Linked DNA regions of Homo sapiens: region 2 is linked to region 1. Evidence: chromatin loops called from intact Hi-C (ENCODE). Cell type or tissue: dorsolateral prefrontal cortex. All regions are shown on one strand.

Evidence for each region. A loop is a pair of places that touch in the nucleus more often than their neighbours do. Peaks named below come from ENCODE experiments on the same cell type or tissue, not always from the same donor. Only the 100,000 strongest peaks of a DNase experiment are listed, where the experiment ranks them.
Region 2: a loop joins it to region 1, with 9 times the contacts of the local background. A loop is called at or near these places in 103 of 110 quality-filtered maps.

Annotation. Positions count from the first base shown.
Region 1 is chr14:67,165,618-67,168,117 of GRCh38, reverse strand. The region is part of intron 20 of GPHN (gephyrin); the gene reads right to left. The region is part of intron 1 of LOC105370538 (a long non-coding RNA gene); the gene reads left to right. Among named protein-coding and RNA genes, the nearest start is that of GARIN2, 23 kb to the left of the region's middle. RefSeq lists an enhancer at 1-138. In dorsolateral prefrontal cortex, a CTCF peak has its summit at 1,558 (motif pointing left); a DNase peak (open chromatin) is centred at 1,563; H3K27ac peaks cover 794 bases.
Region 2 is chr14:67,285,037-67,287,536 of GRCh38, reverse strand. The region is part of intron 3 of PALS1 (protein associated with LIN7 1, MAGUK p55 family member); the gene reads right to left. It also overlaps a transcript of GPHN not described here. Among named protein-coding and RNA genes, the nearest start is that of PALS1, 45 kb to the right of the region's middle. In dorsolateral prefrontal cortex, CTCF peaks have their summits at 1,293 and 1,493 (motif pointing right); no DNase peak of the experiment used is centred here.

The DNA.
Region 1 (2,500 bases):
TTCCAGAACTGTAAGAAAATACATTTCTGTTGTTTCAGCTACCCAGTCTATGGTATTCTGTCATGGCAGCCTGAGCAGACTAATACAAATACCACATTCTTTTAAAGTTATGAGAAGAATTTGAGGAATTCCACTATATCACTCCAAGAAGAAATCTAGGTGTGTCGTACACTTCAAAGGAGGAAGGGTGGGCTGTGAAGAAGCAAACAACCACTGGGCTGTAAATAACAGATTTGATTTCTTGTGTGGCATTATTATCTAACCAAGCTGTCTGATCTTGGCAAGTTCCAAAGTTTTTTGAGTCTAACTTTACTCATCTATGAAATGAAAGGTTTGGACTACATGATTCTCAAGATCTCTTCTGGTTCTAAAATTTCAGTTGTTTTAATACTTTTATACAGTTCTATGTAAGCATGAATGTATAACCTGGAGTGGGGAATGGGCTACTAGATTTTTAGGTTCCCTTGGCATGGCTAAACACTGCTTATTGCATCATCAAGTCAAAAGGCAATGGTCAGTTTAGCCTATTATTAGCTATAATCATACCTCCAATTCTCTTCTACCTGCAAAAGTGCTTAAGAATAGATTTTTTAAGGTGCAAAAAGTGACAAGTGATACTAATAGTTTCGATGGAAAAATGAGTTGCCCACAGAATAGCAGACTCTTAAAAAGAATCAATTACTTTCCCTTGCTTCAAAATACAAGTAGATAGAATATTTTTTTCTGGAAAAGCAAAAAAACCCCAAACCAACAAATAAAAAAGCCATTGTAAATCAAGGATTATAAAATCCATGTAATACTACCACTTTATAACATTACTGTATAAAAAATGAAGTGCTCTAATTATTTTAGAGGCAGGGTCTTGCTATGTACGAAAAAGGACTGGAAGGACTGATATAAAAAACTTGTAATAGTGGTTTATCCATATGTGGGTGTTGGGGGATTATGGTTAACACTTTTTTATGCTTATCTATATTTTCTGATTTTTACAATAGTGAGCATGTGTCACTCTAGCAATGTTAAAAATGTCCAAAAAAACAAGTAAATATACAAAACTTTGATTTAAAACTTGTCGAGATTAGGGATGGCTTTAAACGCATGGCCTACAGGAAAGCAGAAATACACTTTTGAAATTGAAAATCCTTGTAAAGCTGCGCATGGTGGCTCATGCCTGTAATCCCAAAACTTTGGGACGCTGAGACAGGTGGATGGCTTGAGCTCAGAAGTTGAGACCAGCCCGGGCAACATGGTGAAACCCCGTCTCTACAAAAAATACAAAAATTAGCCAGGGGTGGTAGCAAGCGCCTATAGTCCCAGCTACCTGGGAGGCTGAGGTGGGAGAACGGCTTGAGCCTAGGAGGCAGAGGTTGCAGTGAGCTGAGATCGCGCTGCTGCACTCCAGCCTGGGCGACAGAGCCAGACCTTGTCTCAAAAACAAACAAACAAACAAACAAAAAACACAAAACACAAAAAACAAACAAAACCAATAACAACAAAAACAAGAAAGAAAATCCTTGTAAATGGAACCACTTTGCACATTCTACAATCTGAACATGTGAGTTTCTGCTGCCCTCTGTTGGTTCACTCAGGCTGAGCAGATAAGGTTTCAAATTAAAAGTAGGAATTTGAAAACAGGTTTTAATTTTATAACATCTTTGGCATAATGGTGAAATAGGCTCCCACAGTAACATTCTTTGTTATAATATCACTGATGGTCTGTAGGTTAAGTCATATCTTCCGTAGACAAAAGAGGCTCTTCCAGGCTAAATGAAGCTAGGAAAAGGAGCACATTTCTTTATACAATGGCTATCAGAGCATCCAAGGAATTATGAAAGGTCCTAAGGCGTTTCATGTTACAGATACATTCTGAGGACTATTTTACTTAAATGTTCTCTCTCTGAAAATTTTCTACATGATAGAAATCTAATCTCTTTTATGCTTATAGATAGGGGCTTAAAATGTTTTCAAAGTTTAACATTTTTCTGCCTGCTTCCATTTCTTTACATTTCCATTTTGAGATATACTTGACCTAAAAAACAAACAAAGATCCAAAAGCCATGAGATTTGTAAATCTTAAAGAAATAGGTTATTTTCTAAAGGAATCTGTGCCAAAAAATAGAGAACTGAACAGAATGATCAGAAGATAATTTTAAAGTTAAAAAAAAGATGCACAATAAATTATTTTAAAATTTATCAAGATTCACCATGACTTTATATAACCCCAAATCACAAAAAATTTGAATTTGAAAATCATCGTGAACTGAACCTGCTTTGCTCTTTCTATAATCTGAACATGTGAGTTTCTGCTCACGTTGGGACAAGGGTGGGAGTGGGGAAGTTGTAGACTGATGATGAGTAGGATTTGGCTGAGAAGCACTAGTTCCAGTAGCCTGGCCTTTCCTCTTCCCCCTCCCCTCAACCAGCCCAAATCTGGCAAGGACCAGAGGCAGCTTTGTATTTTTTGATTTGGTATTTGCTTGGGTGACTCAAGGCATTTTGG
Region 2 (2,500 bases), 120 kb before region 1:
ATTTTTGGGATCTGGTATGATAGAACATATTTTTACAAGTTATAGCCATTTGAATTTCTTCTTTCATCCATTTTATCTTTTGCCCATTTTACTACTAGAGTGCTTTTTAATAAGTAGAATTTAACTGATATCCCTGTAGTCTTAACTAGAACATACTTAATATAATTTCATCCTTTTTTCTTATATCAGAACAATGGCTTTTAATCCAATATATTTATGGAAAAAAAAAACTAAGGAAATGTAAAAGACCTATTTTGCCACAGTTCTAATTTAATCATAACCAGAATCTCCAGTGTCTTTTTTTTTGTTTTTGTTTTTGAGATAGGGTTTCGCTCTGTCACCCTGGCTAGAGTTCGGTGGTGTGAACATGGCTCACTGCAGTCCTGAGCTCCCAGGCTCAAGTGATCCTTCCCACCTCAGCCTCCCCAGTAGCTGGGACTACAGGTGCATAACACCACACCCAACTAATTTTTTTGTATTTTTTGTAGAGACAAGATTTCACTGTCACCCAAGCTGGTCTTGAACTCCTGGACTCAAGTGATCCACCCACCTTGGCCTCCCAAAGTGCTGAGATTACAGGCGTGAGCCACCACGCGCAGCCATAAAGGGTACATTTTTAAAAGCACTTCACAAATACGTATTATTCAAGAACAGTTTTTTTCTTTTTTTTTTTTTTTTTTTGAGACCAGGTCTCACTCTGTCACCACGCTGGAGTGCAGTGGCGTAATCAGAGCTCACTGCAGCCTCAACTTCTCAGGTTCCAGCGATCCTCCCACCTAGCCTCCCAAGTAGCTAAGACCACAGTCGCATTCCACCACACCTGGCTATTTTTGTATTTTTTTTGGTAGAGATGGAGTTTCACCAGGTTGCCCAGGCTGATCTGCAACTCCTGAGCTCAAGCGATCCACCCACCTCGGCCTCCCAAAGTGCTAGGATTATAGGCATGAGCCACCACGCCCGGCTAAGAACAGTTAATTTTCCACACACTCAAAGAAATGTTCCATTCTTTGATGGATATATCTGTTACTTAAACAAAAATCCACCTAAGTTTTTCAACATTCTATACAATTCTGCAGGGAATTTAAAAAATCCATTCAGATGTAACTAAATCAGTCCTGTCAAATACACTCTTCCATAATAAAAGATGAAGACACAGAGACAACAAAGAGAAGACAGAGGACAGAGAGAAGAAATTCCCTTCCCCAATCCCATACAGACAGACAACAGACACAAGAAGGAACCACATGGACAGAGAAAGAGAGAAATGAAGAACCACAAGGCTAGTGAGAAAGACTGATATATGTGCTAGGTTGGGAGTGGACAAAAAAGTAAGTACTAAGGCGGGATGGAGGCACTCTGCCCAGGAGAAGGTAGAGGCAGGCATAGCAAATCTAGCTTTGGTAGTAAATTCAAGTCTGTAACAAATTTCCTACAAGGAATTTCTTTATATCTAGTTTAAATTATTTGCCCTGTAGGTGGAGCTATTTCCTCTTACCTGATTTTTCAGTAGAAATTAAGCTCCCATCTTCTCTAATATTTCACGCAACATTTAACTCTTGATTATTTAAAAGAGAGAATATATTATTCTAAAGTAAGAAAATTCACTTACATTTGGCTTTAGGATACAACTAATCAGATGAATACAAACATACACATGGGTCCACAAATCCACCCTCGTAAACTCTGTCCTCCCTCCTTGCCCTCTCCTGTCAGTCTAAAACGTAAAAGAATGGACTCTGAAACAGGCAACAGAAAGCAATCACCAAGAGTTACTTTATCAGAAAATCCTACTTTCCAATGCCTAGAACTCTGGGTAACCATGTGGAAGATTTTTTGGTTATAAGGGTAAACATTAAAATTACCTAAGGGGGTCAGGCGCAGTGGCTCACACCTGTAATCCCAGTACTTTGGGAGACCGAGGCGGCTGGATCAGGAGATCAGAGATCGAGACCATCCTGGCTAACACGGTGAAACCCCATCTCTACTAAAAACATACAAAAAAATTAGCCAGGGGTGGTGGTGGGCACCTGTAGTCTCAGCTACTCGGGAGGCTGAGGCAGGAGAATGGTGTGAACCTGGGAGGTGGAGCTTGCAGTGAGCCGAGATCGCGCCACTGCACTCCAGCCTGGGCGACAGAGCGAGACTCCGTCTCAAAAAAAAAAAAAAAAAATTTACCTAAGGAATCTCCATCTGGATTGGCATCATTTATTTTTATATATTACTCTCATTTACCCCATATGAAAACAGATAGCTTCTAGGGACCTATACCCAGCATTAAGCTTTTCCATTTCATTGTGTAAATAATTCCAACTCTTTTAACCTGTCCTCAGAAATTTCAAGTCCAACCAACTTCATGACTTTTTTCTGAAACTTTTAAGATTTCTTTTCCTCTAAACTGTAGGGTCAAATATGATACTCAGATGGGGAACTTAATATTACTAAGTAGGAGGAAATTACATCAGTTTCCAGTACATCTACCTGTGGAATTAAAATTGTGGTG